Regions from separate parts of the Homo sapiens genome. Here region 2 is linked to region 1. Evidence: chromatin contacts called from ENCODE Hi-C or POLR2A ChIA-PET data. All regions are on one chromosome and are shown on one strand. The core of a region is the stretch at or near the end of the contact, and the rest is flanking DNA. Distances in the headings are between cores, read along the strand shown. Region 1 overlaps LOC105370504 (a long non-coding RNA gene). Region 2 has its middle 140 kb from the start of CDKN3.

Region 1 (4,131 bases), core at 1,065-3,564:
TGGTCTAGGACTCCCCAGATAACAGAGAAATTTCTATAGCTCAGAGAGCCTAGAAATGAGATTTTCACTGGGTTTCCTATAGGCAGGAAGAGCTTAATGTTTAAAAGAAAAAGGAACAGCTCTGGCAACCTCTTGCTGACCATATAATATTGTTTGGGGGGTTCCCAGATGATGATGCTTATGACTATTCTCTTACTTTGGCATTTCTAGTGAACCTGGGAATATTGACCAGACTGCGTGGGGCAGTTTTCTTATTCTTCACTGACCACATCTTGATAGCAGTCTTGGAAAGAATATATCAAGCAGTTTAAAAAGCAAAAAAAAATAAATAAGAACATTCCTAGGAGAAATATGAAGATGATCAACCTTTCCTCTCTCAAGCTCCCCAGACCTTGGGGGCTCTTCTTTTGGTTTATTTTGTTCATATTTGCTGGAGATGTGTTTGAGTTTCACTGCATCTGTCACCTACTCCAAAACATTTGGGATCCTGATATGCCATTCCGGTAAGATTACAATTCAGTGCAGGACCTCATACCCTTATAGGATGTTTTCTCGCCTCTGGCATATCCTTAGCTGGGTGCTGGCTTTCCTTGACTGAGCCCAGCGTATATTGTATACAGGGATCAAAATATCATATGTACCTCCAAAATATATGCAACTATTATATATCTTTTTTTTTAAAAAAAGCAAACTAGAAAAAAATGTATAATATTCTTGCCTCCATCTCATTTCATCTTCCAGGGTCACATTGCAGACCCAGCATTTGTGGAGGGCAAAGAAGCAACATCTTAATCTCTTCCTCTTGCCAAATCCAGTTTATCTTTTTTCCTTGGCCAGACTCCTCTTTATTTTTTGGCTCTCCCCTATACTGTTTCCTCTGTGATACTGAGACCCCAGTAGTAGACTTCCTAGATAAATTATCAGCTTGCTATGACATGGTTTTGGACATGTTTATTGAAATAAAACATAAATGCAGAGAAGTATAGGTCATAGTAATTTTGAAACATGCTATACGTATCATGAAAGAGTGTCATTAGCCTATTCTTCAACAGATACTGTTTTAGTTTAACCTATTTTTATCCATCTCCCCTCCAAGATAATTCTTGTGAACTCAGAAATGTAATATTCTTGGAAATTTTTTGGCCCAATTTTTCTTCAAGTGATAGAATATGGTTTCAAAAACTATGTTTTGAGGGATGAAGTTATTGATTGATTCCACAGATCACTTGAGTAATTTAGCTGCATATTTGTCATTATAAAATAATGTCTCAATCTCTTGGAGGTGCTGGAAGCCCTTAATGTGTCTGTAAGGTGATTATTCTCTCTTGGGTGTGCCTCTGAGTAAAGCTTCCTCCATTTATCCTGTTTTTCTCCTAGTAGAAGAGTGCTCAACCTTCTGAATACTGTGAGAGAGGGTGTGCATGCATGTGTGCTGTGCGGGGTGATGGTGTTGGTGGGATGAGAGCATAATGTAACACCATGGCCCTTCATGTGCTTTCATTTGCCACTGAAAACAAATAAAGGAAACATTAGTATTCATAATTGTTCCACTTGATACAGCAAACTTTTATGGAATTGGGAAACTTGATTCAAATGATTGCAATATAATGCTGTTAAGAATTTTAGACAAGAAAATTAAAGCATATGATTCTGGAATGACATAAATATAGGAGTTTTTTTTTTAACTTATTAATCTATTTTTACTTCTTCTGGTGCAACTCGTCCTCTCGCCATCCACATCATATACCCGTTTTGGTTTCAGAAAAGTAGATCTACATGTATACAGCATAATACTTTTCTTTAAGGTCACAACATATCCTGAAAGAAAAGCTAAAGTTTAAATGAAATTACTTTTTTTTTCAATAGATTTGCTCCAAGATAGTGTGATCCAAATAGTGGATACTCAATAAATAAATGTCGATTTGATATGCAAGAAAAAGCTAAGGTATTTTTCAAATGCATATGCAGAGTGGACACTTGGCCCCTTAGCCTATACTGTTCATTCAGATAAGGTGTAAATATGGGGTTAGGACAGCAGGAAGTGATTAATTTTCTTAGATATTTAACATGGTCCTTTGAAGGGGATCAGCTTTTGAATCTTTACGATTATATTTATTGCAATGGTGCTTCCCTTCTATGTTTAGACATGAAAGTGAATGTCACTGTTGAACAGTAAACACAGGAGAATGACTATGTGACAGAAGTATGTAAAGTATTTTGTAATTCGGTAGAGAATCAAAGTCAGCTTCAGTTCTTTGCATTCTCAGGGATTCAGAAAGGATTAGATAACAATAGTTGGAACCTATGCCAGAGAGTAACTGAAGGATAGCATTCCTTGAACCTCAGAAACCTGGGTGAAAGGAATTGGGCAATTAAGGTTTTTAGGAAGTCTAATGGGGTCATTTGTGAATGCCATCTTCATGGAACTTGGCAAACTGTCATCTCAGAGATCAAGGGAGGTCACTGATGTGAGGGTTGGAGGAATGAAAGTGGAGTGACTGTTTCCTGCCAAGTATGTTTAAAGGCTCTTGTCTGAAGGTAGCTACAGGTTTTTTTTTGTTTAATTTGGTTTTGTTTTCAACAATATCAGGGAGCTAAAGATACATGTCTTTGTAAAGTGAGCTCTCCTGGTTTTCCACCAAAGTTATATTATATCCAAAGAGCCTATATTTGTTTTCCCCTTTATCCAATGACTAAACATTTATTAAATATAAATGATGTGTCATGCTGAAGATAAAAGTACAATGTAAAAATTTTTTTTTTACATTAGCTTAAACTTTCAAATACATTCAGGCTAGTACTGATTCATTAAAAATATGTATGGGGGGATTTCCTGTTACTCTGGGTAGGCATGGAGGAATTTGATTTTTTTTTTTTTTGGAGACGGAGTCTTGCTCTGTTGTCCCGGTTGAAGTGCGCTGGCACAATCTTGGCTCACTGCATCTTTGCCTCCTGGGTTCAAGCAATTCTCCTGACTCAGTCTCCCAAGTAGCTGGGATTACAGGCGCCCACCATCACACCCTGCTAATTTTTGTATTTTAGTAGAGATGGGGTTTCACCATGTTGGCCAGGCTGGTCTCGAACTTCTGACCTCAAGTGATCCACCTGCCTTGGCCTCCCAAAGTGTTGGGATTACAGGCGTGAGCACCATGCCTGGCCCAAGGAATTTGAAAGTGGGAAAAAGTACAATTACCTATTTATTTCAAGAGTGTTGTATATTTTAGGTGGGGCTATGGCAGTAAGTCTAAACAATGATGAGGAATCTGAAAACAAAGTCATCTGAAGAGAAAGGGAAGGAATTAAATGGAAGGAAAGAATATTAAGCAGATGCATGAGAGCTGTTTTCAAACATCTGATGGACTGCCTAGTAGAAGAAAGAATTAACTTTTTCTTTTCATGCACAACAAATGGATATGCGTTACAGGAAGGTAATTAACTTTATATAGGAAATAGTTTTGAGTTGACCTGGGAAGGGTCTTCATGCTTTTACAAGTACACAAGGATGAGGTGGACAGCTTGTAACCATTGAAGGCTTATGATAAAATAGCAATGTGTTAATAGTTTTTAGCGTGCATTTTGCCAAGTTATACAAAGGTTTGGAGCACAGGAGAACTTGTCATAAGGGATGTTGCCTGGCAGCTACTGTAACCCATGTGTGATGTGATAGATGCTCTCCTAGGATGGTGGAGGTGGGAATGAAGAGGAAGCTTGTATTTGAAAGACATTTTCATGAAACATAAACAAGACTGTGAAAGGCAGATGAACAGAATGAATGAGAAGGAGGAATCTAACATAACCCCAGGACCATCATCTGGGTGGTGGGGAGATTGTTGGTATCACTGACAGAGTCAGGAAAGCCATGTGAAGGAGTCACATTATGGGTATTTTTGAAGAAGAGAAGGAAGAGAAAGGGAGCAAGGGGAGATGCAGACATGCATAAGTTTTCTCATAGGTGTCAACTTGATTTTGGCCATTACCCAAGTGGACAGACATGGTAGTCAGTCTGAGATTTGGAATTGGCTCAGGTGCAGATTCAGATGTGGAAGAAAGCTCCTGGGGGAAGCTCCCGCAAAGGATAGGGAAACGGAGGTGAGGAGGGAGCTTGTGTAAACCCCGTTATAACGGGCATTT
Region 2 (4,774 bases), core at 370-2,869, 790 kb after region 1:
CCCCCTCCACCATACCCCTTCTCTTGGCTCCATGCTTGGGGAGCCGAGAGAGGCCAGTTATCAGCACGACGTAATTGCCAACTGCTGAGTCCATTAGGAAGGGCAGGCGAGAAATCTCTCATTAACTAAAGCATAAACTTTCTTCTTATCTACAGGATTCTTATCTAAGTTCAGGCTATTGTGCCACAAATAGAACCCACAGGCCAGATATAAATATTAATGTTTGTGTTAAAAGTCCTTCAAATATGGCTGGTACTATCTCTAAAGACCTACACATATGATATAATTTACTTCCTCATCAAACAAAATTCTTGGCTGTGACTTCATCAGGAATGGAAGAAAAACAAAGGGAGGCCTGGGCAGCCCCCTCTGCCTTATACCAGCTCATTTTGGGTACAGTATCTTCCAAAATGGATTTGGATTTGGAGATCCAATTATACTGAGCATTTTTTTTCCTTCTTATTACAGACATAGACAACTGAAATTCACATAAGTGATGCTGGCTGGCAGAAGAAAGTTCAGAATCCCTCATCCCTTTCTTCTCTCTGCCAGGCTCACACACCCCGTCAAAGGAGAAAGCACAATTTTGCTGACCCTTTCAGGGACAAGTTGCCCTGGAACAAGTGAGCAAGCCAACTCTTGAGAATACTCTGGAAAAGCAAACAGTGGATTATCTTGGATGTGTCAGTCCCGTAGGCAGGTTTTCCCACTTAACGCTGGCACTCTTTTCTGCTTTGGGATTGCCAGACATGACTCCACCAGCAGGCACCCCACTCCCAGTCCCAGCTGTGTCCATTCCTCGTTCCAGAAGACACATACACATCTCAACTAGACAGTTATTTTAAATAGTCTACTCATAACTATGATTTTCAAGAATGTTGCAGCTGGAAAGTGAGGGGAAAAGGGCTTACAGATTATCCAGTCCAGAGGCTACAAATTCAAATTCTTAATGGGGTCAGAGAGGTACTGGAAAGGAGTGAAGCAAGCCATATATGAGACAATATGGAAAGGTGAGGACTGTGGCAAACCACCTAAAAATGGTCCCTCTGATTAGAATCAAACATTCCCATTTCAACAAAGAAACTAAGTCCCAAAGAAGTAAAGTAATCTGTCAGGATGAAAATTCAGTTTAGCTCATTTTCCACTAAACAGGTTATGCCTAGGCAAGAAGGGGAGAGTACAACGTTCTCCAAATCTGGTCTGGGGGTACATAAACCTTTGTTTTAGACTATTAAAAATGCCATCCTCCCAGGTATGTACCCTCCCAGTTTTACTCCACCCCATGGGCTGTGGTCAAGACCACATTCATTCTCAGGAATGTTCTGTCTGGGGAGAATTGCCGGGATATGATCTGTGGTCAGTGAGAAAGCCCTTTTGATCCCAGCCACAAGAATGCAGCTGAGCTCTGAATCCCTCTCTCCATAAATCAGAGTCCTCTTAGGAATGGCTGGGTGTGGCTCCCCACACAGGTGCTTGGTCACTTCAGCAATCCTAAGGGGGCACTCCTTCACTTTGAAAGTCTTCTAGGAGCTGCTGGAATCAAAATGGTAAATCCAGAAGACTCTGTGTTCACAGACAAATTCTTCCCGACTTTCTGGGCATCTGTTTTGTTCATTCCTAGCACCCAGGTGTGAGTGCCTGTCTGCCTTGCTTCTGTTTGCTATTTTGTGTCTCACCTTCAACCCAGAATCTGACTCAGCTTGGGAACACTAGCCAAAGAGTCTTATGTGTACACTGCTTTTAATGTGTCCAAGGATGCAGAAGGAAGCAGCTATTCAAATAGTTTAAGAAGTCTGAATACTGCTGTAGCCTCAGATCCTGGGTCCAAAGAGCTGACTGAAGACTGGCTGGAAAATTTGGAATCTTCTCTCCAGGGGATGCCCATGTGCCTCTGGGAGGGGAGCTCTTCCCTTAGCCAGCAATGAACTTCCTGAACAGACCAGCCATGAGATCAGCATGATACACCTGCCAGGAGGACTTAAGGCCAGGTCCACTTATGAAGACTCAGATGTTCATGGTAGCTATGATGTTTTGCAATGGGCCAGTCATGCCCTGGGAGTCTCAAGAGTGCATCTTAATTTCTACATTCATGAAGATATAATAATAGGAACATTTACTAAATACTCAATGGGTTCTAGGTACCCTGATAAGTACTTTACAGAGACTACCTCATTTAATTCTCACATCAGCCCTATGAAGTTAGTTACCACTATTGCAATCTCTGTTATATGGTTGTAGAAATTGAGGTTTCAAAACATTAAGTTAATTTGCCCTAATTCACCAAACTAACAAATAGTGAAGCCAATGTTAAAATATACCTATTCGGATTCCAGGGAACCATTAACTGGAAAAACATATTTCTAGTAAGAAATCTCACCAGGTAGGTAATGTCTTTGTAATATGCCTGAGCAGTAGTCAGATACTGAGGCAAAGACTCTATCAGAAACTGGGGATGTGAGAGGGCCTCCAGATCACAAACAAAGAGTGGGATCAGGGATAGGTCACAAGTTCCACCATGACTCAAGCCTCAGATCTATGCATACCTCATAGGTAAGTAAGGAGATTTAGGCAGCCTCCCTGTGCTGGCTACAGAGTATATGGGTGCTGCAGGTGAAGGCCACCCCCACCTGGGACCAGCCTCAAAGGGGATCAAGCCTGGCAGTCTTGGAAAGTTGGTCTTGGGAAGGCTACAGGGCAACCTGCAATACACACTGAACACCCTTTTGCACTGGTAGAAAAATCTGTCTACTCCTTCCTGGTAGATGGGAAGACCGCCTTCCAGGGGTTTCCTCGAGGCCAGAGGAGATCTGAGCACATGTCACAGGTCACAGCAGGCAAGAACAACAGTGAGGCTGCTGCTCACCCAGCCTCATTGCTCCCTTCTCTGTCATTCTCCTTCTCAACCCTAGAAATGACTCAGAAGAGCAGCTAAGGTGACTCAGAGAGAAGCCCTTTCAAGTTCCTAAGAAAACATGCATGCAGCCAACAGTGAGGTGCATTTGCTCACGGCTGTGTTATTTTAAAGGCAAATGTGGCTCCAAAATGGAGCCACCATCCTAGCACGGGGCCAAATCACACTGTGGGCCATTTTTAGTGGAGAGAGACTGTTTACAATAAATCCAGGCAGGCTTTAAATGTTGATTTATTCTTCTTAAAAGCCGAACCACACCATGTGGATTGGCTGAATCCAATAAGGGATTCTGGGATTCATTATTTTAAGTGGGACACAGTTTGGGGGGATGTTGGCTGACAAGGCTGTGGGGAAAGGCCTGTGTGGCTGTTCTTAGGGCCAGGGTCCAGGACTCAAAGTCAGGGGATGCCCAAGACCTTTCCTTCTTCCCCTCCTCACTCAAGCTCCCTGACTTTTGGCCACTCTGCTAACACCCTTAGTACCTCTATTGTATGGAGAATTAAAAGGAGCTGAAGTTAAAATAGTCCTCTTTGCTCTTTCAGATGACTAAATAGAGATGATTTATGTAATGGCATTGCTCAAAACTATCTGCAGAATTATTCCCTTTATAGTCACCCTATAACTCTTTCCCTCCTCTCAAAATATGCCCAGAAACCTAAGAACATAGAAAAAACAGTTCCACTATCTCTATTAACAGGAGACATCAAGGCCTCCACGAGCCTCCAGACAGCTTTCTTGTTATTCATGTGCCTGGGTAGAGGCTTCAAACAGATGAATGTAGGGGAGGGAGCTCTGCTGTACTTTCTGCCCAATCTTTGTCCTCAGCCCACATGCTAAATGAGCACAAGGTCCTTCACTGAGACCTCCTCCTCTTTTTTTCCTTTATGCCCACCCTTGTCCTAGTTTTTGGTATCATCTGACAAACTAATTCACGTTGGTCACTAAGGTATATATGACTTCATGGACATCTACACCAAAGCAATACAGTTGGTCCTTGAACAATGCAGGGGTTAGGGGTACTGACTGCCACCCTGACCACACACTCAAAAATCTGTGTATAACTTTTGACTTCCCAAAAACTTAACTATGAATAGCCTACTGTTGACCAGAAGCCTTACTGATAACACAGTCATTTGACACATATTTTGTATGTTACATGTATTATATGCTGCATTCTTACAATAAAGTAAGCCAGAGAAAACAACATGTTATTAAGAAAATCATAAGAAAGAGAAAATATACTTATGATCCATTAAGTGGAAGAGGAACATCATACAATGGAAGTGGATCATTCATCTTTGTTGTCTTCATGTTGAGTAGGCTGAGAAGGAGGGAGAGAAGGGGTTGGTCTTGCTGTCTTGGGGTGGCAAAGATGGGATAAAATTCATGTATAAGTGGACCTTCACAGTTTAAACCTGTGTTGTTCAAGGGTCAACAGTACATTCTGAAAGAGAGAAGACATTTTTGCGTGAAAGAACATCCTCTAATTGTTAAAAGCCAGTACCTGTGAAAGAGAGGCCTTCCTAAGTCCTACGAATTCCATCATGTGCCTGGAGGCAGGCAGGAAGATGTGTGAGCAGGGCCAAGGCAGACAGGCTGGAGAGTCTGGGAACTGTGTGTGGGCAAGCACACCGCCAGCATCCAGGGGACAGCCATGGCCTCAGACAGCCATCTCCTTCTGAGAATGCCATCCCCTCCTCTCAGAGCCACCAAGGATTCAAGAGAAACCAGAATTCTAGATTTTCATGGGAAATCTCGACATTTTTAGGTTGACTACTAATCAGTTGAAAAATTTAAAAATGAAATATATTAGGGCAAACAACCCTCATCCACACACTGACATGACTCTCCTGTTCCCAGCTT

Evidence for each region. Hi-C counts contacts between places; a loop is a spot of excess contacts on that map. ChIA-PET counts read pairs that join two places held with the same protein, here RNA polymerase II (POLR2A).
Region 2: a map of PC-9 shows a loop between it and region 1 (4-fold over the local background). The contact joins two enhancer-like sites. A Hi-C loop is called at or near these places in 1 of 168 maps with a recorded cell type or tissue (PC-9). POLR2A ChIA-PET finds 5 or more read pairs at or near these places in 1 of 52 experiments (PC-9).

Annotation. Positions count from the first base shown.
Region 1 is chr14:53,456,282-53,460,412 of GRCh38, forward strand. All of the region lies in intron 2 of LOC105370504 (a long non-coding RNA gene), which reads left to right. Among named protein-coding and RNA genes, the nearest start is that of DDHD1-DT, 300 kb to the left of the region's middle. RefSeq lists an enhancer at 1,666-2,865. Within about 2 kb of position 2,315, at least 2 of the 41 ENCODE cell types and tissues checked have a DNase peak (open chromatin) inside an H3K27ac peak, as active enhancers do; they include PC-9, where a contact is called at or near this core.
Region 2 is chr14:54,250,837-54,255,610 of GRCh38, forward strand. No RefSeq gene overlaps it. Among named protein-coding and RNA genes, the nearest start is that of CDKN3, 140 kb to the right of the region's middle. RefSeq lists an enhancer at 744-1,943. Within about 2 kb of position 1,620, at least 5 of the 41 ENCODE cell types and tissues checked have a DNase peak (open chromatin) inside an H3K27ac peak, as active enhancers do; they include PC-9, where a contact is called at or near this core.